Regions from separate parts of the Homo sapiens genome. Here regions 1 and 2 are each linked to region 3. Evidence: chromatin loops called from intact Hi-C (ENCODE). Cell type or tissue: ascending aorta. All regions are shown on one strand. Region 1 holds the start of TCEAL3 (transcription elongation factor A like 3). Region 2 holds the start of TCEAL4 (transcription elongation factor A like 4). Region 3 overlaps LINC02589 (long intergenic non-protein coding RNA 2589).

Evidence for each region. Hi-C counts contacts between places; a loop is a spot of excess contacts. Peaks named below come from ENCODE experiments on the same cell type or tissue, not always from the same donor. Only the 100,000 strongest peaks of a DNase experiment are listed, where the experiment ranks them.
Region 1: a loop joins it to region 3, with 2.6 times the contacts of the local background. A loop is called at or near these places in 2 of 110 quality-filtered maps.
Region 2: a loop joins it to region 3, with 3 times the contacts of the local background. A loop is called at or near these places in 5 of 110 quality-filtered maps.

Annotation. Positions count from the first base shown.
Region 1 is chrX:103,603,844-103,611,843 of GRCh38, reverse strand. TCEAL3 (transcription elongation factor A like 3) reads right to left here and starts at 3,881. Exons shown (of 3, transcript NM_032926.3): 1 at 3,786-3,881; 2 at 3,171-3,240; 3 at 1,917-2,806. The coding sequence starts at 2,779. The coding sequence ends at 2,177. RefSeq lists silencers at 3,557-3,726, 3,757-3,986. In ascending aorta, no CTCF peak of the experiment used is centred here; DNase peaks (open chromatin) are centred at 3,403 and 3,913; H3K4me3 peaks cover 2,959 bases; H3K27ac peaks cover 2,326 bases; H3K27me3 peaks cover 394 bases.
Region 2 is chrX:103,582,049-103,590,048 of GRCh38, reverse strand. It overlaps TCEAL4 (transcription elongation factor A like 4), which reads right to left and starts at 4,534. Exons shown (of 3, transcript NM_001006935.3): 1 at 4,425-4,534; 2 at 3,758-3,830; 3 at 2,320-3,400. The coding sequence starts at 3,373. The coding sequence ends at 2,726. RefSeq lists an enhancer at 3,901-4,614. In ascending aorta, no CTCF peak of the experiment used is centred here; DNase peaks (open chromatin) are centred at 3,720 and 4,468; H3K4me3 peaks cover 4,171 bases; H3K27ac peaks cover 2,996 bases.
Region 3 is chrX:103,532,074-103,540,073 of GRCh38, reverse strand. It overlaps LINC02589 (long intergenic non-protein coding RNA 2589), which reads left to right. Exons shown (of 6, transcript NR_131237.1): 2 at 840-1,033; 3 at 1,846-1,938; 4 at 2,118-2,167. Among named protein-coding and RNA genes, the nearest start is that of RAB40A, 17 kb to the right of the region's middle. RefSeq lists an enhancer at 6,338-6,407. In ascending aorta, a CTCF peak has its summit at 6,461 (motif pointing left); DNase peaks (open chromatin) are centred at 1,021, 3,537, 3,913 and 6,473; H3K4me3 peaks cover 783 bases; H3K27ac peaks cover 5,411 bases.

The DNA of each region.
Region 1 (8,000 bases), 72 kb before region 3:
AAATCTTAATTTCTCTCATCAATGTTTTGTAGTTGTCAATGTACAAATCTAGCACATAGTTTGATTTTTTAAAACATGTTGGTACATATGTGCTTTGTGCCTACTGAATTCAGATAAACATTTCCTTATACTTCCTCCTACTTTTTTATGGTTTATATTTAATGTAATTGAGATCATGCAATGTGTAAAACTTCACTGTACATCAGAATCACCTGGGGAGTTTGTGGAAATTGCAGGTTCTAGAGCCATATTCCTAGAAATTCTGGGTTTGTGCCAGGGACCAGGGAGGTTCCCAGGGAGTCGTTTAACATATTTTGAACGTATTTTGAAAAAAATCATTTTTATACATTGTTAAAATGGTTTATGAGCTGGATTTAGAATTATCACTTCTCCTGTATTATTTATTTTTGAATTTCAAGTTGTATTTTTGACAAGTGAAATTACTTGCCCAAGGATACACTGGGTCAAAAACTCAAGGCTCCTGACTCAGTCATAATCAAGTAATTGTTAAATATATGTGTCAAGTACAGTGCAACGGATATCAGGATGAATTTTTTAAAAGTCTGTTTTGATAAGGGAATATACTGGTGGGCTAAATAAAAATGCCTAAGAGTTTTTAATATTTTTAAGAGCACTGTACCTCTTTCAGTTGCAAGTGGTTTAGAATGGGAAGGGATGTTTCACACAGGGTTATCTCTGTGATTATATATGGATAAGTCCCTTGATTTTGTATAGTAGGCCAGTCAATGAGGCTTTTTAGAGAAAACTCACACTTAGAAAGGTATAAAAATTTAGATAGGGTTCACCTGTGGTACTGGGGTAGGGTGTTTGGTGCAAACACAGTTCATTATCTAGCCAATAGGTTAGACTCAGGACACAGTCCCAAGTAGACCCAAAATGTCTCAAATCCTAAGAAGAGAAATGAAGCTGTAAGCAAATATAAAATGAACTAAAAATGTTAATGGCTACTTTGCTAAGAACTGTGTAATACAGTGGGCTCCAAGAAGCCCTAGAGTAGAACCACCTGCAATTGGGACTGTGGCCCTTTGGGGACTGTAGGGAATCAGAAGGGCTTTGTCACCATGAGTACTCCATTATATCAGTGGCTGTCAGCAGACAGTACATATACAGGGCATAGCAGAACAGAAGTGCCCAGCAGATATGATAGTATCCAGAGAAGGATGGCACCCTCTACTCAGCTGCTTGGAGTTGTTCCTGGGGACAGGTGAAACCTACCTTCAGCTCTTCTTTTAAGTGTCTGACAGGGTGCTGGGTCCTGCTCCTGTAAGGACAGCTCACATGTTCAATACCTCATCTGATCCACTGGGCAGTCCTGTGAGATAAGTATTATCCCCATTTCACAGATGGCAAGACTGACCCTTACAGCAATGGATTTGTTATAACTGCCAGGTTGATACCTCTAGCTGTTAGTCTCAGAGGTAATATGAATTTTACTTATCATTTTATGTTCTGGCAACAGAAATTTTAAGTGTCTTTATTACCCTCATAAGCTCATTGAACAGTTCAATTGTTTATGTATTGTTTTCTCGTTTAGTTTTTAAAATTATTGTTATGACAAAAGGACATATCCTTTAAGAAAAGGTAGAGATGAGTGAGAGCAAAGAAAAGAAAAAGAATCGCATCCTATGGGGGAGCCATAGGATGGTAAAGGACCCAGGAGAAGGGGTAGCAGTGCCCACTCACGTAGTTACACCTAGGGAAGACATGAGGATGGGCACAACAACAGCAGAATGGCATGGAGGTACCTACCCAGCAAGTGATTGAACTCATTTTTGGATACCATTCAGGAATAACCATTGGCTGCTTTTTAGTGTACATGCTTTCAGAGTTTTCTTTGTGCACAAATGCATTATGCAAACATTTACATTTTTATAAAAACGGGCTGATACTGTATATGCGGTTCTGCAAACTTTTTTTAATTTTAATTTTATTTTTTTACAATGTACCATGAACATCTTTTCCATGCACATGGGTGAAAATCCTCTACTAAAATATAGAGCGCCGTAGTTGGGTCAAAAGGCTGCTGGTAACGAGACTGACATCTAAAGCAAAGTATCAGCTTAAGGTTAAAGCATTGGGCCTGGCAAATACCTACCAGGGAAAGCAGGGCCAGCAATATTCTCATCAGAGAAATCAGAATGGAAGGCCAAAGGCATTAAAGGTATGGGATATCGTGTAAGCCCCTCTGGCCCCTACCTCCACCCCTCACTCCCCTGACACCCCGTTGTCCCCTTGGGGCGAATGGATCCTGTACATCTCTTTGCATCCAATGAAAACCACCCATTTTCTGTTTTTTCCTTAGCTCCTCTTGAGCCCTTGACACATCTCCACATTCTCTCATCATCTCCTCACTGCTCAGATGCCTTTCCTGTAAGTCCTCCTGAGAGTCCTTGGGGGAATCGTCCGTCCCCCTGTCCGTTTTTCTTTTTGCTTTCCGGGGCACATAATCTTCAGCCGGGCGCTTTTCGGCGGCCCGCGGCTGGCTCTCTGGCTTTGCCTGGGAGGCTGGCTTGCCCTCGCCTTGTGGCTTGCCCTCACCTTCGGACCTGCCCTGCTTTTCCTGGCTTCCCTCATCTTCCAGTTGTCCCTCATCACCTGGCTCTCCCTCATCCTCTCTCTTTCCCTCGCATTCTGTCTTCCCCTCCACGTCTGGCTTTTCTTCCTCGTCTGACTTTCCTTCATCATCAGGCTCTACTTCATCTTCTGGCTTTCCCTCGTTTTCCAGGTTTCCTTCATTTTTATTGTAGGGTTTTTCCATGTCGAGATTTCCCCTCCTTTTCCTGTCCTGGGGGATGGGAATGGAGGGAAGAGGAGACAAATAAGAGACATGGGAGACTGAGGGCATGGGGTGGAATGCAGGTCTGGATAGTACTTGCATCTCACCCCTGGTGAGGGTTCCCCTAAGCTGGCAGGGCCCCCAAGAGGGCCTTCTGCCCACCACGTAGCCTGCCACTCCTCCCACACACGTGAGCCAGCCATTCCCTGGCAGTCCCTGCCACCTTCTCTGCACTGGTTCAGCCTGGTAAGGTGTGTGTTCATGTGAGTGGGGGATGGGCAGGGGCCCCAGTTCGGCCCTGGCCGGGCCCTCCACACTCTCAACCCTTATAGGGCCCTGTCCATTGAGCTCCCCCACAACCACCTTCACAGACCTGCAGGGATTCTGGACAGGTTGCTCCTCCTTTTTAGGCCTCGCAGAGCGCTGGGAACAGACGCGCAGACCTGCGGACAGACAGGAGACAGGGGTAGGGGCTGCGCAGTCAGCGGTCTCACAGGGACTCGGTTCCCTTTCCTGAGTCCAGGCCCTGCTTACCCAACGTTTTCCTCCCCTACATCCCCCGCACCCCAGCCGCCATTTCTTTCCAGGCCTCGGGCACCAAACCAGGATGCTTTCCAAACTGCGTTTGTCTCTGTGTCCCCTTCCCCTGGAGGCAACCTGTCCCAGCGCCACCCCGTTTTTGCGGAGGTCAGATGTTTCCATGGGAGCAGATTGTGAGAGGCGGTTATTTCCAGAATATGTCTACGTTTCACTGTTGCACTGCGGGGTTGCCCCCCCGTACTCCATTTCCAGTACTAAAATGGATGGACGGCTCAGTGCAGGGGGTCGTCGAGAAGGCGGGCCAGGCTCCCCCGCCCTTGCCTCCGACCGCTCCGCTTCCCCCTCCTCACCAGTCTCCCGGATCCTTTCTCCGCCCCTCCCTACTCCTACTGCCAGCCACCTCCACCCCTTCCGTGGTTCCGCCGGCAGCGCCCACCTTCACACTGACCTGCCGGGACCCGGGACAGGCCTGTGCCTTCTCCGGCTCGCGGAAGCCCGCTCGCTGCTCCCCCGCTGCCCGGGCAGCTCAGACAGCTGGTTCTGCGCGGGCGCCAGGACCGGACCGCAGGGCGGGCGGGCGGGCGCGGGGGCTGGTGCCCACGTAGGCGCCCGGCGGGTCACGTGAGCGCCGCGTCACCCGAGCTCGGCCCCCCTTGCCTGACCCACCTCACCATCCAACCCCGAAGGACCGGGAGGCTGGGGACGGTCGGGGTCGGGGTGTGTTTGTGTAGCAAAGGGGGGTCACGGAGAAGAGGAGGAGGGGGTGGCTTTCTGACCCCAGGTGCTTTACCTGGCGCATCTCACGGCATCCTCGCAGGGTATCTCTCTCTGATGCCATTATCGCCAGGTGTGACAGCTGATCAAAGAGGGTACCCGACTTTGCCAAGAGCGCTCAGCCCCAGAACTCCAGAGCCCGCTTTCAAGACTGTCTCTGCCTGACTCCAGAGCCCAGGGTGGTGCTGCCTGCCAGGAAGCTGAGCTGCCACCTTGAGTGGCAGTGTTCCTAGGGTTCTGTCCTGGGCCTCCTCTCTCCTCAGTCCTCAAGTTCTGTCTCCCTGTTTGATCTCATTCATTTCCAGTAAAGACCAATGACTTCCAGATTTACATCTCCAGGCTATTCCCTCCCCAGAATCTCAGACCTATTTTTGCATTCCCATCAGAAATATAGGGGAGTGTTTTGTTTCCCAATGCCCTTCCCAACATAACCTATGACATACTTTTAAATGTTCACTGATATGATAGTTGAGAAGTAATATCTCAATGGCATTTTATTTTGCCTTATCTGTGTTTAAGGACAATTTAAATATCTTTCTTTGTGAATTGTCGGTTCATGTCTTTTCCACATTTTTCTAGTGGGTTGTTGGTCCTTCTCACCTCAATTTTCAAGTTTTCTTAATACATTAACTGTTATATATGTTGCAATTTTCTCTCCAGTTTGTCAGTTGCTTTTTGGCTTTGTTTATGGTGTTTTTCTGCCATGCATTAAAAAAAGTAGTCAAATTTATTTAACTTTTATTGCCTCTAGATTTCGATTCATAGTTAAGAAATCTTTTCCTACATAAGGTCCAAGAAGCATTCACCCATGTTTTCTTCTAGTATTCATATGGTTTTCTTTACATTTAGAGTTTATATTTGTGTATGGCATAAAGTATTGATGGATCTTTTGTTTTCTTTTTCCAATCGGTTTCTCAGTTGTTCTGGCATCAGAAAGTCCATCTTTGCTTTAGGGATTTGAGATACCACCTTTATTACATATCAAATATCCATATGTACTTGGAAAACCTTCTGGGCTTTTTATTCTATTTCATTGGTCTGTTTGCTATCCATATACCAGTTGAATTATAGAGGATATATAATTTCATATATCTGGTAGAGCTAGGTCCCCTCAGTAGATTCTCTTTTTTCCAACACATTCTTGTATGTTTGTTTTTCTACATGAACTTCAGCATAAATTTGATTCAGATCCGTTTTAATTAACGATTAGATATATCCACCTGAATGTCCCTGAAGGACCTCAAATGCAATATGTCCCAAGTGATTTTACCATCCTTCCTTGATCTTTTCCACACACAAAACTCCCTCCTCTTCATTTCTCTTATCTTAATAGATGGCTCCAGAACCCACACTGTTGCCCAAGCAAGAAATCTGGGAATCATCCCTCATTCCCTCTTCCTCCCTCCCACCAAGTAATCTTGACCTTCTCTTCTAAATATCTGGATTTTCCCACTTTTCTTCCATCTCCACTCTTGCTACATTTTTTTAGGCAAACAACTCCCCACTCCTGGTCTATGGTGGAAGATCCCTTTCTGGTTTTGCTACCTCAAGTCTTGCTCTCCTTAATATATATCATATTGTCCCACTGCCTTTTTCTGTTTCATCTTCATTACAGTACTTGAAGTAGGTAGGTCACTAATTACCTCTTATATAGAAACCACTCCACAGGCCAGGTTAAAAAGGGCCTTGGTCTTTAGCCTGATTATTTTCAGATCAACTTTTAGCAGTTATTGAAGATCTAAAGTAAATTCTGAATTTTGAAATAATTGAAAAGAAATGTGCCTGTTGGATAATTAGACAGTTAGGATGCCAGATTCCTGGATGGGATGATTCAGTCTTGTAAAGCTGTGAATTTTATCACTCCTGCCCCCAACCCTGCCGGCATTTGGAAGTTTGGTAGATTTTCCTTCAAAGGTCTCTTGAAAAAAATCAAATGGAAAAGGATAGGCAAGAAATTAATAAAAGTCACAATAAAGGGGTTCTAGTTGTTTAACATATGAGAGCTCGTAATAATCCAAGCAGTATGGCACAGGTCCAAAAATAGAAATTTAGCAAAGAAAAGACAAGAATGCTCTTCTACACACCTAGGTTTTAATGAGCTTTTAATATACAGATTAGATGGCATTTCAACCTAGTGCAAAAGCTGGGCTAGGCTTTAGTGAGTACAATACATTGAATTTTTGCTCTAACTAAATTCATATGAACACCACAACCCAGGTGTCTAAACCCAAGAGAGATTATTTCATGTTTATTATCATCCTCATCAACAGGTGTTGTTGAATTCCTTTATGTGCATGACATCACATGGTCACCATATAACATATACTATAGCAACCAGTCTAATTACTTACTGTGGAGATCAAGAGCTAAAATACCAGCTTTGTCACTTCTTAGTTGTGTCAACCTAGAAAAGTTACTAAAATTCTGTGAACTTTAGTTTTCTCTTCTAGAAAATGGGAGTAAGATTTTCTGTATCAGGATTATTGTGAATTATAAATAACAATTGCTATATAAAGTGTTTAACACATAGTAGACCTTCAATAAATAGTTCCTTCAACCTCCCATAAAAGACATGATTTTGCAATAAAAATTTGCATAGCTGGCTGGGCACGGTGGCTCACGCCTGTAATCCCAGCACTTTGGGAGGCCGAGGCGGGTAGATTATGAGGTCAGGAGATCGAGACCATCCTGGCTAACATGGTGAAACCCTGTCTCTACTAAAAATACAAAAAATTAGCCGGGCATGGTGGTGGGCGCCTGTAGTCCCAGCTACTCTGGAGGCTGAGGCAGGAGAATGGCATGAACTCAGGAGGTGGAGCTTGCAGTGAACCGAGATCGCGCCACTGCACTCCAGCCTTGGTGACAGAGCGAGACTCTGTCTCAAAAAAAAAAAAAAATTGCATAGCTATCAGAGGCATCATTTGGAAATATAATAAGAGGAACTATATATACTATATGAGCTTCAGTGATATCAGATCAATAGATTATGAGATGGAAAAAAACACTGCACTATCAGCTGCTCTTCTGCCCCATTATTTTAACTTCTAGATAAACATCTGGGAAGCACAGGTATATGAGGCACAGAAACACAAGGCACTGTGGATGCCTCTTCTGTCTGGACAGAAAACTGGAGTCAGGAGACCTCTCTGAGTCCCCAGAGACAGAATCATCACTACTGTGTGTCCTTGGGTAAGTCACTCCTAATGTGCTGACATCACCTCTGTAACACACCAAGATCTTCACATCTTGGGCACTCAACAAAAGGCAATCATAATTATTTCTTGTATATCTACTGGGGTATGTCAGGATGAGGGAGACAAAGGCCAACCACAAGGAAACAATACTTTCCTCTAGAGACCTTTGGGAACCTCACTATTAACTGAGTGCCTGGATGTGCCCTACACGGGGATAGCTGCTTTATGTGGGACAGTGGGATATCCCAAGTACCCTCTCAACAGCCTGTGAGTAAAGAGTCTTTGCCCCATTAGATGAATGAGAAACCCAAGGCTCAGAGAGATTTAAGTAAACTGTTCAAGGTTACACAAGCTGGTTACTGCCAAGCCTGAGAACCAACCTAGGTCTTAGAATGAGGACTACTATCTCAATGTGTCCCTATGTTATCTCCCATTTTCTCTACTCAACTTCCTTCCCTGTGATCACTGATGAGTCAATAATTATTTCTCAGGGACCTACCGATGTCTAACACTTTACTGTGTTCTTTAAGAGAAAAGGGCTAGGTATCAGAGGAGGAAGATCTTTCACCTTGGTGAATGATATGCTCTCTGGGTAGGCAGAGAGCCTCTTCACATGAGGCCACTTGAAGAAAGAGCTAAAGGAAAAGTCACTAGGCCAGTGACTTTGGGCCACTGTCAATGGGCCAATAGGAGCT
Region 2 (8,000 bases), 50 kb before region 3:
GCAAAAGGAACTGTACATAGCACTCTACTCCAGTTGATAAAGTTGTTTTCCACAGGGGCACAGGTTTACAATTTTGAAGCCACTATATATTTATATAATTAATAAACAATTAGTAAAATGGATGGCAGATAGTAGGAGACAGGTTTCTCACAGTTGGAGTAGAAGGTTACAAATAAGCAAGGGGAGGCTAGAATGATCCATGCAGTAATAGACTGTAGTTGGAGACACTAGTATAAATTTATGTTTAGCCTTATATAAATACAGATGGTTATATACAGAAATATTTATATTTCCATAAATACTTTATATATGTATGGGTATTATATACACATATATCTTTTTGCTATGTCAACTGAGAGGGCCTAGAAGCAATTATATTTCAGCAGCAATCAGTATGTCTAGCACCCAGATCTTGTTTTTCTAACACCATTCTCCAACATAAGATACCAGGGCTACTTGGAGAAATGGCTAATTCTAGGACTTGGGCAATATGAAAGATAAAGCTATAGCATCTTGTAGTGCCAGAATGTAAGTAAATACTAAAAAAAAAAAAAAACCCTCTACAACATAACAATGGAAGCGTGTCAAATGAATACAGGAGCCAACTGAAAGCTCCCAATGACCAAAGCTGGAACAATTTGAGCAAAAACATGTAAAGTAGTATTGCGTTAATCCAAAGTATAAAATAGTCATGAGTCTACATTGATACAAATAAACTGAATATATAAATAAGTGGGGAATAAGAGTCAAATATCCTCTGCAGAAGGATTCCAAATAATTTTTGTCAATACTCTGCCTTCAAGGAGGTAATAATGCCCTACTCCTTAAGTGTGGGCTGCCAATAGTGACTTTATTCCAAAGAATACAGTATGGAAAGGGAAAAATAAAACTTAACCTTGGAGAAACCTGACAAACACTACTTCAGTCAGGTTACCAAGGATAAGAACAGTGGTAAATATATTGATGGTATGTCCCCTTTATATGATGAGAATGGCATTTTACCTCTGGTCTTCTTCCCAAAACACATAATGCCTGTGTAATCACAAGACAAGCAAACCCAAGTTTTGGGACATTATACAAAATACCTGACCAATACTTCGTAGAAGTGTCAAGGTCATCAAAAACAGGCAAAGTCTGAAAAACTCTCACAGCTAAGTGGAGCCTATGGAGACATGACGACTAAATGTAACCTGAATGGGATCCTGGAACAGAAAAAGGACATTAAGGGAAATCCAAATAAAGTACGTACTTTAGTTAATAATAATGTATCAATATTGGTTAACAGTGACAAATGTACCATACTAATGTAAGATGTTAATAATAGGGGACAGTGCATATGGGATACTCTGTACTATCTTTGCAATAATTGTGTAGATCTAAAACCATCCTAAAAGTTTATTAAAAAAAAATACTGTAAGGAAATAAAAAGCTACTCAAGAGCCAGGGGGAAAAAATCACATAGGTAGATGGGTCTGTTGAAATAGTAAAGCAGGGCTTAACAGAAATTTCCTGGGAGACAATTCCTAAGAAAAAAGTGTTAGCAGACTAGAGATTAACAAATGAGAATAGCACACCATCTCGTCACTCAGCTTTTCCTCCTGGCTCAATCTCCACTATCTAAATCCGGTGGAAACGGCTATATGCAAAAATATACACAAATCAACAAAAAACATGGAAAGCAGTGTTTTGTAAAAACTTCATAAAACATCAAGGCCCAAGTGACAATTGGGTACTAACAACCTGAGTTAGGATAATTCTATTGTAGGTAGAGAGGGAATTCTCCACTTTTCTGTTGGGACAGTGTTGCTTAGTCCATCATGGTCTTCAGCCCACCAGCAGCAGCTGGGGCCTTAGGAGGGTGCAGGATCCATGAGAAGGGGCACACTACCTTTCAAGTATGGCATTACCCAGGAAGAGTGGCACCCATCTCTCAGCTGTCTGGACTTATTTCTGGGCACAGGTGAGACCCTCCTTCAGCCCTTCCCAAGTATCTGACTGGGCACTGGTTCTGCTAGTGCAAGGGGAGAGAGTAGGAGCCAGCCTAACACAGCTCACACACTCAATACCTCATTTGATCTTCTCCACATGTCTAGGCTAATTTTATCCCCATTTCACAGATGTCAAGGCTGTCCCTTACAGCAATGGCTCTGTAATAACCATCGAGTTGACTCCTCCAGCTTCCAGTCCCAGAGGTAATGCAACTTTTACCTATCATTTTATGTCCTCACAAGAATTTTAAGTATATCCACTGTCTTTATAAGTTCACTGGGCAGTTCATTTGAATGCTTATTCAAATGAATGAAATTCAAATATTCACTGTTTTCCAATACTTTATATTTTATTATTTTTATGACTAAAGAAATCTGTTTTTAGGAGAAAAATGGACAGATGAACAAAAAAGAACAGAAAAAATCACCCAGAGATAACCACTGTTAATCTTTTAGTGGACACAGCTTTCAGAATTGTTTTCTATACTATATTACTAGGTAAGTATCTTTGTAGTTTTACAAAAATGTACTGATGCCATATATTTGGTTCTGCAAGTTGTGTTTTTTAATTTTACAATGCACCATCAACATTTTTTCCATGTAACAGATGAACATTTCCTACTGAGAACACTGCATTGCAGATAGGTCAAAAGGCTGCTAGCAACAGGAGGGATGCCTAAAGTAAAGTATTACCGTAACGTTAAAGCACATGGCCTGGTAAATGCCTGCCAGGGACACTACACATAAGGAATGTCTTCAATGTCCCTTCGTGGGGCCCTGCAGCCACCCCTGAATTCCCTTGGACCTCTAGGGTAGAAGGGGTCCTGTAAATTTCTTTGCATCCACAAAAACGCCCCCAATTTCTGTTTGCTTTTTCTCTTCTCATCCTGCACCTTAGCCATATTGTCAAATTCTCTTATCATGTCCTCATTGCTGAAATTCATATCATGTATGGCCTCTTTATACTCCTTGAGGTAATGAGCCAGCCCCTTATTAGTTTTTCTTTTGGCTTTCCTGGGTACATCATCCTCAGCTGGGCGCTTTCCTGCAGCCCTTGTTTCACTCCCTGGCTCTCCTTCACTCTCTGGCTTTCCCTCTATCTCTGGTTTTCCCTCTCTCTCTGATCCTCCCTCCATCTCTGACTCTCCCTCCCTCTCTGACTTTCCTTCTTTTGCCTCTCCCTCACTCTCTGGCTTTCCTTTATCCTTTAACATTTCCTCATCTCCTGTTTTGCCCTTGTTTTCTGTCTTTCCCTCGTTTTCTAACTTCTTGTCTTCCAGAGTACAAGTTACTTCTGGCTTTCTCTCGTCTTGTGGCTGTTCTTCATTTTCCATCTTTCCTTGGTTTGAAGCCATTCCTTCATTTTCACTGTAGAGTTTTTCCATGTCGAGATTTCCCCTCCTTTTCCTGTCCTGGGGGATGGGGGTGGAGGAAAGAGGAGACAAAGAGGAGACATGGGAGACTGAGTGCATGGGGTGGAATGCAGGTCTGGATAGTACTTGCATCTCACCCCTGATGAGGGTTCCCCTAAGCTGGCCAGGCCTCCAAGAGGGCCTTCTGCCCACCACGTAGCCCGCCACTCCTCCCACACACGTGAGCCAGCCATTGCCTGACAGGCTCTGCCACTTTCTCTGCACTGGTTCAGCCTGGTAAGGTGTGTGTTCATGTGGGTGGGGGAATGGGAAAGGCCCCAATTCGGCCCTGGCCGGGCCCTCCACACTCTCAACCCTTGTGGGCCCCTGTCCATGCAGCCCCGTACTTTCACGGACCTGCGGGGATTCTGGACAGGTTGCTCCTCCTTTTCAGGCTTCGCAGAGCGCTGGGAACAACAGACGCGCAGACCTGCAGACAGACAGGAGACAGGGGCAGGGTCTGCGCGCTCAGCGGGCTCACACGGACGCGGTTCCCTTTCCTGAGTCCAGGCCCTTCTCATCCAACGTTTTCCTCCCCTACCTCCGCCGCACCCCAGCCGCCATTTCTTTCCAGGCCTCGGGCACCAAATCAGGATGCTTTCCAAACTAATTTTGGGTCTCTGTGCCCTTCTTCCTCAGAGGCAACTCTCCTCCCCAGCCTCGCGGTCAACGTTTTTCTCTACGCACGGGAACGGCAGATGGGGTTTACTTCCACTGTCTCACTACTGGGGCGGCCCCAGCCCACCATCTCCGGCTCCAAAATGGACGGAGGGCAGAGAAGAGGATGTGCCTGGAAAGCGAGCATGGATACTTGGGGGTGCTCGCCTTCCTCACCCTCTGCCCACTGCCTACGTGCTCCCCCTCAGCCACCCCTAGCCGTTTTCCCACCGCCATCTCTGTCCACACTCGGGCCAGCTTCCCTCGACTCGACCCGACCCCACCCCCAGCCTTTCCCCCTGCCGTACCCGTTCCCCTTCCGCCATTCCAGTGTTCCGCTGGCAGCGTGGAAGGCCCGCACACTGACCTGGAAGAAGCTGGACCAAGAATTAGGAGCCCAGGAACCGGAGCAGACGAGACCCAGCCGCGGGGACAGAGGGCAGGCACTCGGACCGGTGCCTACATCTGCGCCCGTGCAGATCACGTGAATGCCGCAGCCCAGGAGTTCCACCGCCCCACGCCCCGCCTCCTAGCCAGCCGCTTCCAGCCACCCACCACCTCTCCAGCAGGTACCCTCTTACCTCCCTGGGCCCTTTTGTCCTTTTTTTCTTGTTAAGAAATTAATCAAAGAAAGAATCTTAATGAAAATCACAGTTTTTTTTTTAATGAGTTGGGCGGTCCAGAAGAGGAGTCTTGATAATGTTGCTCTTAAATTCCACTGAAATAACGTAGACCCACCCGATAAAATCGTATGAATGTGAACTTAAGTACTGTATAAAGAATAGAATATTGCCCTTTAGAAAAAACTTAAGAAAAATTTTCCAAAATAAATGAAATTGTCCCTTTTTCCTGACATGTACAAACATAAATTTTCAAATGAATAAAAAATAAAGTTATATTTGAAGCAAAATAAAACAACGATTAATTTATCTTAAGTGAGAAACTGAATATACAATGACCAGACCACATACGAAAATAGAACTGTGACCCACAACCTTTGCTGCAAGCAGCTCAAAAAGCCAAAGTATAGCATCTGCAGAAATGTTCAGGACTTTAATCAATTTGCTAGCCTTTCTGGCCTTTTTAATTTTTTTGACCTGATGACAAACAAGAAAAACCCAAATATGAACCCATATTCAATCACATAGGATGCTTGCCTCTAGTTGGCCTGCCTCTAGCTTCCTCACGTCAACAACATCCAATCAGAGCGTAGCTGAAGTCTTTGTGTTTTTGTTTTCCACTATAAAGCTTTCCCACTCCCCTGCCTGTCTTTGAATCTCTGCCAGACTCAAATGATGGTGGCTTGACTTCCTTGCTATAAAAAAGCTGTGAATAAGTAGCACTTGTTTGTTCTCTTATGGGTAGACTCCGTTTATCTCCACATAAGCTTTTGGTGTGGAAGGCCTTTATAGTCACGTGCCACTTAATAACGGGGATATGTTCTGAGAAATGCATCAGGCAATTTCGTGGTGGTGCGAACATCGTAGAGTGTAGTTATACAAATCTATATGGTATAGCCTACTACACTCCTAGGCTACATACTATAGCCTATCGTATTCTATGCTGTCCGTTGTCGTTGACCAATCGATACGCAGTGTGACTGTACAACAAAGAGACAAATGCTGATAGATTAGATTACATGAAAATTTTTAACAGATTTGTTGAAGGACTGGGGACACATGCACTCTCCCCTGCTCTTATTGAATATGTTGGTGAAATTTTTCTGAAGATCAACTTTGTAAATTATTTAAAAATAAAAATATCGGCCAGGCACGGTGGCTCACACCTGTAATCCCAGCGCTTTGGGAAGCTGAGGCGGGTGGATCACCTGAGGTCAGGAGTTCAAGACCAGCCTGACCAGGATGGTGAAACCCCATCTCTACTAAAAATACCAAAACTAGCTGGGCGTGGTGGTGGGCGCCTGTAATCCCAGCTACTCGGTAGGCTGAGGCAGGAGAATTGCTTGAACCCGAGAGGCAGAGGTTGCAGTGAGCCGAGATCACGCCATTGCACTCCAGTCTGGGCGACAGAGTGAGACTTCGTCTCAAAAAAAAAAATTAATATTTGATCTTTTGTGCCAGTAATTTCACTTCTAATAGTTACCCACAATGATAATTTTCTTTCTTCAACTTTTATTTTAAGCTCAGGGGCACATGTGCAGGATGTGAAGGTTTGTTATGTAGATAAACATGTGCCATGGTGGTTTGCTGTATAGATCATCTCATCACCCAGGTATTAAGCCTGGCAGCCACCAGCTATTCTTCCTTATGCTCTCCCTCCCTGCCCCCAGCAGGCCCCTGTGTGTGTTGTTCCCTGACATGTGTCCATGTGTTCTCATCATTCAGCTCCCAGTGAGAACACATGGTGTTTGGTTTTCTGTTCCTGCATTAGTTTGCTGAGAATAATGGCTTCTAGCTCCATCCATGTGCCTGCAAAAGACATGATCTCATTCCTTTTTATGGCTGCATAGTATTCCATGGTGTATATGTACCACATTTTCTTTATCTAGTCTATCATTGATGGGCATTTCAGTTGATTCCATATCTTTGCTATTGTGATTAGTGCTGCAATGAACATACGGGTGCATGTATCCTTATAACAGAATGATTTATATTCCTTTGGGTATATACCCAGTAATGAGATTGCTCAGTCAAATGATATTTCTGGTTCCAGGTCTTTGAGGAATCGCCACAGTCTTCCACAATGGTTGCTGATTTATACTCCCACCAACAGTGTAAAAGTGTTTCTTTTTCTCTGCAGCCTCACCAGCATCTGTTGTTTTTTGACTTTTTAATAATAGCCATTCTGACTAGCTTAAGATGGTATATCATTGTGGTTATGATTTGCATTTCTCTATCAGTGATGTTGAGGTTTTTTTCACATGTTTTTTGGCCTCATGTATGTCTTCTTTTGAGAAGTGTGTGTTCATGTCTTTGCCTACTTTTTAATGGGCTGTTTTTTTCTTGTAAATTTGTTTAAGCTTCTTGGAGACTGGATATTAGACCTTTGTCAGATGGATAAATTGCAAAAATTTTATCCCGTTCTGTAGGTTGTCTGTTCACTCTGATGAGTTTTGTTTGCTGTGTAGAAGCTCGTTAGTTTAATTAGATCTCATTTGTCAATTGTTGCTTTTGTTGCAATTGCCTGTGCCTATGTCCTGAATGGTATTGCCTAGGATTTTCTAATAGGGTTTTTGTAGTTTTGGGTTTTACATTTAAGTCTTTAATCCATCTTGAGTTAATATTTATATATGGTATAAGGAAGGGGTCCAGTTTCAATTCTCTGCATATTGCTAGCCATTTCTCCCAGCACTATTTATTAAATAGGGAATCCTTTCCCCATTGCTAGTTTTTGTCAGATTTATTGAAGATCAGATAGTTCTAGGTGTGTGGTCTTATTTATGAGTTCTCTATTATGTTCTGTTAGTCTATATGTCTGTTGTTGTACCAGTACCATGCTGTTTTGTTTACTGTAGCCTTGTAGTATAGTTAGAAGTCAGGTAGTGTGATGCCTCCAACTTTGTTCTATTTGCTTAGGATTGTCTTGGCTATTTGGGCTCTTTTTTGGTTCCATATGAGTTTTAAAATAGTTTTTTTCAATTCTGTGAAGAATGTCAATGGTAGTTTAATGGAAATAGCATTGAATCTATAAATTTCTTTGGGCAGTATGGCCATTTTCATGATATTGATTCTTTCTATCCATGAGAATGGAATGTTTTCCATTTGTTTGGGTCCTCACTGAAATCCTCTCTGATTTCCTTTATTAGTGGTTTGTAGTTCTCCTTGAAGAGGTCCTTCACTTCCCTTGTTAGCTATATTCCTAGGAATTTTATTCTTTTTGTAGCAATTGTGAATGGAAGTTCATTTATTATTCAGCTCTCAGCTTGCCTATTGTTGGTATATAGGAATGCTAGCAATATTTGCACATTGATTTTATATCCTGA
Region 3 (8,000 bases):
AGATAGTAATATCAGTGACACATTAAAGAAATTTTTAAATTGACTAAAATTTCTTGTACCAAGTGATTTTTATATGTATTGAGTCATTCACTGCTCATAGCTCCCTTACGAGATAGATATTGTGGCTAATCTCTGTTTTATAGACGAAAAACTGAGGGACAGAGAGAATGACTTTGCCCAAGACTACACAGTTAAGGAGTAGGTCAGCTTGGATTTGTGTCCAGTACATGTTGCTCCAGAGCCTGGAAGCTGTCACAAATTTGTTAAGTGAAAGCAGTCTGCACAGTGAGCATATTTTAGGAGGTCATTAAAAGTAATACTAAGTATTTTAATATAGTTACACATTTATGCAAACACTGGACTTAGTGACAAAAGGTGGTTTGTGATCTTGGAGAGCCTGTTCGTTGCAATCAAGGAACAGAAGCCATGGTAGGGGGATAAGGAGTCAATAAAGTGAACGATGTTAACAGAGACTGTAGAGAACTGTTTTTGGTACCTTGAATTTGAAGGAGGGGTAGGGAGAGACAGAGAGAGAATGAATTAAATATCCTATTGCTGAATGGGTAATAAGGGGTTAAGGAGGGATATTTTAAAATCTTCAATTCCTTTAAACTTAAGTACATTCAAAAACTAATGTAAAGGAGCTCTCTAATCTCAGATGTAACCTTGAAGTTGCCCACGTATTTATTTCCCTACTACCATCTCATTATGGAGTTAATGAGACACCTCCATTGGAATACTATGGGCTTTGAGTGCAATGCAGATTTAGTTATTAGTAATTAAAAGTGGGAAAACTGTGTGAAAGAAATGCTCATAACTCTTGGACTTTTACCTCTCAGGGAGGCAGCAGGCAGCTGAAATTCTGGCGTGCTGTGGCTGGATAATGCATGATCTGAGGACCCCTATACTGATGACTGTGGATGGGGCCACATTTTTTTCTGCAAATATATTCATATACTGAGCAGTCAGGAGCAGCCCTTAGGCAAATACCACACCTTGCTTCTCTGCTGTGATTGATATCTGAGCTCACCAGGTGAGTTCAAAAACATGCCCATGTTCCCAGCATTGGGAACTGGGTCTGCTGAAAGGCCTGATGTTGGCCAGCTTTTATGAGATTATGAAGCACCCAAGAATGTAGAGAACATTCTGTTTCTAAAACTTTGAACTCAAGGCATATCAGAGAGAGATTTGCCTTCCTTATATGGATGTCTGTGTTCTCATTAGGAGAGAAACAATGAAAAATAACTTTTCACAATGCCTGCCTTAGCCTTGAGGCTTAGCCAGCCCCCATTTCTGTGTCTCAGCATTTAAAGGGCCATTGAAGTCCCACTCCTTGCTATATACTCTCAAGAGGTTTTCTCATTAACCCCTCAGGACAGCTCTGTAAGGATGGTATGGTCAGTCCAATTTCACAGATAATCAGGCTCAGACTCACAGAGTCTAAACCACCTAAAGTGGCAGGACTGGAATGAGGTTCCATCTCTCACCCTCCCTAGAGGACCCTGAGCAGCCTCCCTTTTAAAAGATGGGCATCCAGGGATTGAGAAACGGTCAGATTCCATTGCCCTGCTATTATGGCCTCATGCATCCTCACTCCACAGCCCCTCTGGGTGAGGAAGAAGACAGAGAGATGATATCCTGCCCCTTGTGCTGAGAGACCTGGTTGTTAGGCCGCATGAATTGGCTGATCCCTGAAGTGGTGAGTGGGCTCAGTCAGAAGCTCAGGTGTTGGCCTTGGGACGGGTGAGCAGGAGAGAAGGAAAGTAACATGCACTGAACTACTGAAAGCAAATGCACTCTATATTTCATCTCCTTTAATCTTTTTGTTTTTGTCTGTTTTGGTAGAAACAGTGTCTCACTATGTTGCCCAGGCTTGTCTTGAATTCCTGACCTCAAGTGATCCTCCCACATCAGCCTTCCAAAGTGCTGGGATTACAGGCATGTACCACCTCACCTGGCCTCCTTGAATCTTAATTGCTATCCAAGGTACCCATTATTCAGATGAGGGTGCTGCCTTTAGGGGAGTTTTTGTGAATCGAGGAGAAAACTTTATCTCCTGACCAGCTGCTAACTCTGGAATACTCTAAAGTTTTATCATTTTCTCTTGATGCCTCCAGGTCTCTGAATGCTCTAATCTCCCTCCTGGCTGACAGTACGGGCTCCCCAGGTATTTTCCAAAGTTTTTTCTTTTTAAATTATGACATGTATAATTTTTTAAGTCTCATTATGGAAATTTAAAATGCTTTCCAAATGAAAAATAAAAAACCAGTAACAATTGTATTAAGGGAGAAAACATTTTCAAACTACATCTCAGATATTGGGTTGGTGTCTGTGATTTGTGAAACATAGTAACAAAATGATTGGCAACAATTTCAACAGATAATTCAAATAAGTATATATGTGAACAATAAATATTAGAAAACACAGAAACCACAAGAACTAATGAGATGCAAATATTTTAAAATCCTGAGAATTTATAATAATTGGAAACAACAAGATACAAAAGATGAGGACGTGATTGCACATTTGGAACAGACAATATGTGTGTGTTTGTGTGTGCGCGTGTGTGTGTGAATGTGTTCATGTGCACCTCACAGGAGCACATCTGGAGAGTATGCACCATCCTAGGGACAGTAGACCCCTTGGAATCAAAGGGTGGGAGTTGGACCAGTGAGAGTGCAGATTAATTTCAATTTATGAATGTACTCATATATTGTTTAAAATTCAGTATTTGGGAATACAAATATTTTGATAAAAATTTGAACACAAGATAGTTTTGAACTGATTGTCAAAGATAATATGCACATATTTTCATTAATTTGAAAAAGAATTCATTGTGTTATATTATGAAAGAAATAAAAAATTTAATTGAATCTGTGTGTGTGTGTGTGTCCTCTAGCTCTGTCACCCCATATACACACTCACAGATGTAGCATTATCTTTAATTCAGATGGGAGCTGCAACCAATCTGAGTTTTATATATCCTAGAACATGATGAATACAAGGAGACTGCTATCATTAGATCAATAATTCAAAAAAACCTCTGGCTGATATAGTGAAGCTAACTTCCAACCTCAATCCCTCTCCCTTCCCTGCTGAGCCTCTGGTCTGACTCTCAATGCTGCAATCCTGTCTTTGGCTACCAGGAGGCATCACAGCTATCTCCATGTCTTTTGTTCTTTTATTAATGAAAAGGGAGTACATTTTGCTAAGAGTAACAAATGTTATGAAGTGATTTGTTTACTCTGACACCAGTTCTATTTGGAAAATTCACATATTAAAGCAGGTCCATTTGCTGTTGACCCCAAATCTACATCATATTCATTAATTTATCTCTTCCCTCCACGGTGTAGGTTGAGGTGTCCATAAAGTGGATAGGTTCCTCCCAGAGAGCAGGGTGTTGCATTCTTCATTACTGCACCCCTGTACAGGCTTCCCAGGCCTTCTCCCAACCCCTCTCAGTCATCTTCTCTCCTGGACACTATGAACAAGCTGCCCAGGTCCTATATCAGTGACCCATCCACTCTCAGCCACCTCCTGCCTGCCCTGCACTGACCAATGACGACTGGTGACTGCCAAGATGCACTAGAGCTACCTGGTGTTTCATGGCATGGATTTCCTGGAGCATATGTTTTTACAGTCTTGTTTTTTACCCCTATCATTTTTTTTTCCTTCTGAGTATGGGGAAGTGGATTTGGGTCTGCTCAGAGGCATGATGCTGAACAGCTTTTATGAGATTAGAAAACACCCAAGAATGTAGAGAACATTCTGTCTCTAAAACTTTGAACTCAAGGCATATCAGAGAGAGATTTGCTTTCCTTATATGGATGTCTGTGTTCTCATTAGGAGAGAAACAATGAAAAATAACTTTTTACAATGCCTGCCTTAGCCCTGAGGCTCAGCCAGCCCCCACTTCTGTGTCTCAGCATTTAAAGGGCCATTGAAGTCCCACTCCATGCTATATATTCTCCACAGGTTTTCTCATTAACCCCTCAGGACAGCTCTGTAAGGATGGTATGGTCAGTCCCATTTCACAGATGACTAACTCAGGCTCACAGAGTCTAAGTCATCTCCCCAGGTAAGTGGCAGGATTGGAATGAGGTTCCATCCTTCGCCCTCCCTAGAGGACCCTGGGCAGCTTCCCTTCTAGAAGATGGGCTTCCAGGGCTTGAAAAATGGCCAAATTCCACTCCCCTGCTATTGTGGCCCCACGGGTCCTCCACTCCACAACCCCTCTGGGTGATGAAGATGACAGAGGAGATGAAATCTTGTCCTTTGTACCAAGAGACCTGGGTGTAGGGCCACATGAGTTGGCTGATCCCTGAGGTGGCGAGTGGGCTCAGGCAGAAGCTCAGGTGTTGGCCTTGGGAGAGGAGAGCTGGAGGGAAGGAAAGTAACATGCACTGAACTACTGTAAGCCAATGCACTTTATATTTTATCTGCTTTAATCTTTTTTTTTTTCTTTTTTTGGTAGAGACAAGGTCTTGCTATGTTGCCCAGGCTTGTCTTGAATTCCTGGCCTCAAGAGATCCTCCCTCCATGGTATCCCAAAGCACTGGGATTACAGGCATGAACCACCTTAACTAGCCTCCTTTAATCTTAACTGCTATCCAAGGTACCCATTATTATGACCATTATTCAGATCAGGGTGCTGCCTTTAGGGGAGTTTTTGCAATCCAGGAGAAACTTTGTTATCTCCTGACCAGCAGCTAACTCTGGAATACTCTAAAGATTTATCATTTTCTCTTGATGCCTCCAGGTTTCTGAATGCTCTAATCTCCCTCCAGGCTGACAGTACGTGCTCCCCAGGTGTTTTGGAATGTTTTTTGTTTTTCAATTATGACATGTATAATTATTAAGTCCCATTATGGAAATTTAAAACATTTTCCAAGTGAAAGATAAAAACCCAGTAACCATTGTATTAAAACAGGGGAGAAAACATTTTCAAACTACGTCTCAGATGTTGGGTTGGTGTCTGTGATTTGTGAAACATACTCATTAACAAAACAATTGGCAATGATTTCAACAGAAAATTCAAATAAGTATATACATGGACAATAAACATATTAAATATGCAAAAACCACAAGAACTAATAAGATGCAAATATTTTAAAATCCTGATAAATTATAATAAGTGGAAATGACAAGATGAGAACTGTGATTGCACTTTTGGAGAAGACAATGTGTGTGTGTGGGGGGGGGTGGTGAACGCGTTTATGTGCATCTCACAGGGACACGTCTGGAGAGTATGTGCCATCCTAGGGACAGCAGACCTTTTGGGGTCAGGGGGCAGGAGTCAGGTCTGTGAGAGATGCAGGATAAAATTCCTATTTTTGAGTATAATTTTGCATATTTTTTGAAACTTTATATTAAGGAGAAGAGTATTTTGATAAAAACTTGAACACAAAAAATCCTTATGAAGAGACTGACAAAAGAATTGTATACATGTATTCACTAATTTGTGAAAACATTCAATGTATTCGATTTTATAGTGAAACAAAATAGATAAAAATCGAATTGACTGTGTTTCTACATGTGTGTGTGTTTGTATCTGTGTCTCCTCCAGCTAAATTACTCCAAATACACACTGACAGGTACAGTTTTACCTTCAATTTAGAGGTTGGTGGTCTAGAACTAATCTTGCTTTTAGATATACAGGAAAATGAAAGATACAGGGAGATTGCTACCATTAGGTGAATAATTCCAGAAAACTTTGGCTGATACTGAAGTTTTCAGCCAAGCTCCTAACCTCCATCTGTCCCTCCCAGTTGATGAACCCCCTAGTCTGAAACTCTCAGAGCTGCAATCCTGACTCTGGCCCGACGTGATATCTAACTCCATTATTATTTTCCTTTTTCTAATGAAAAAGAGTACATTTTTCAAAGAGTGGCAAATGTCTTGGAATTGTTTGTTTACTGTAAGTTTTCTTTGGAAAATTCACATGTATATTAAAGCAGGTCCATTTGCTGTTGACCCTAAATCCACATCTCATTCATTGATTTATTTCTTCCTTTGTTAGTGCAGTTTGAGGTGTCCATACTGTAGAGTGGTCCCTCCCAGGGTGTAGGTTGTTCACTCTCCATTACCCCACACCTGAACAGGCTTCCCAGACCTCCTCTCAGGCATGCCCTCTCCGGGACGCTATGGACACAGCCGTCCAGACCCCATTCCAGTGCCCCCATTCTCTTCCACTCACCTCCCGCTGCCCTGGTTTGCGCTACACCAGCCTGCTAAGGACTGCCAAGGCTCGCTCCTCGTACGTGGTGTTTCATTGTATAGACGCCATGGAGTACATGTTTTTGCAGTGTTCTTTTACACCTATCAATTTTTTTCTGGAAGAATTAGAATCATTCTGTCCATAGGTTCATAGACTGGGTTTTAGTGGAGGGTATTTTATTTTTTCGCTCATTGCGTAAACGTCTTTGTAGAGGTTTGATTATGAAGGTACGTTGGTGCCCCCTCGTGACAGAAGCCTGAACTGCAGCTTTTACGTCTGAGCAGGAAGGTGGGAAGGAGCAGTTTGGCCCAAGCCCACTCTATGGAGTTTTCTGGAAGTCTGGATGGAAAATGGAGCAATTCCAGGCTAAAAGAATATTTATGGCCTCCAAACAAAGTGCAGCCTCTCACTATGCTGAGGAGAAGGCTTTATGTGGGAGCAAGAAAAATATTATTTTTATTTGTATGCTTTGAGTCCTCTGCAAAAATAGCTGTAGATGGATATGAGCAAAAATGGATCCTGGCTACTTATGATCTTTGTAACCTGCCTTTGACTTTATTATGACAATTTTTCCATGAAAATACATGTCTACCATAACATTTTAAATTACTTTACAACATAATTTTAGTTTTTATTTTTGCCATCAACTGGATGTTTCATCTTATGGATGGTACCACATTTATTTCACTTTGAGATAAAAATGTAGTTCCTTTACCATGTTTTATTATAAACAGTAGCAAACATAACATCCTTGCTCACATATATGCAAATGTATTTGTAAGAATTTCTTTATGAGATTGTCAAAATGCTCTTTTATTATGAAATCTATAAAGTTTTATATTAACACAATACATGATAACATTATTACTCATATATATTCCTACTAATATGGTATGAAAGTGTCTGCTCACACACTGGAAATAATGTTGATTATTGATAACTGGTTAGGCAAGAAATCATCTCTCATCATTGTTTTCATTATAACTTATTTTTACTGCCTCCTAGAATTCCATCCTATGGATGTGACATAATCAATTTTCACAACCCTATGTTATTCAGAGTGTCCTGATATTTCCTTTAATCTACACTGGCATCTTTTCAAGGTCTGTGCTCTGCTGAAGGGCACAGTTCCTGTGGCTGTTTGCACTGAGCTGAATGTGTCCTCTTGGAACACAGCAAACTGTCTTAGAAAAATTCTAGTATTGTGATAATAGAACCCAATTAGCGCATGAATGTGGGGGAGTGTGTGTGAATGTGTGCAAGTGTGTGTGTGCTGACAACCACACTTGCCTCTGCTTCCTTCTGCCTCTTCATGGTTTTGCATCCTGTTTGGTCTCCCTTTCTAAATTCAGGTCTAGCAGTGAAGAGAGGGTATTGTTAGGATGGCAGTCCTTATAACCAGACCCTTATCAACATCCTTCACTACATCCTGAAGTTAAACTTTTAAAAAGGAAATTGTTGGTGCTTAGTGTATGCACCTATGTAACCTTTTGATAAGTATTGTCATGCTGACACCCAGAATGTTGTGCCATTTAGGCTCCCCAAAGTGGAACAATGTGAAAAAGTTTGGAGAGGGGTGAGGAAAGTAATAATGCTGGCATCCTGTCACAGAGGGAAGGCCCGGGACCCTGTTGTGGTCCCACTCTCAAGCCATCCCAACATTTGGAAGACATGAAAATGATCAGACCTGAATTAGACTTCAGGTAGCATGTGGGGTGGGGGAAAGGTCATTGGAGGAACACAGGACGTAGAGTCAGGGCTGGGATACAGCTACAGCTTTATG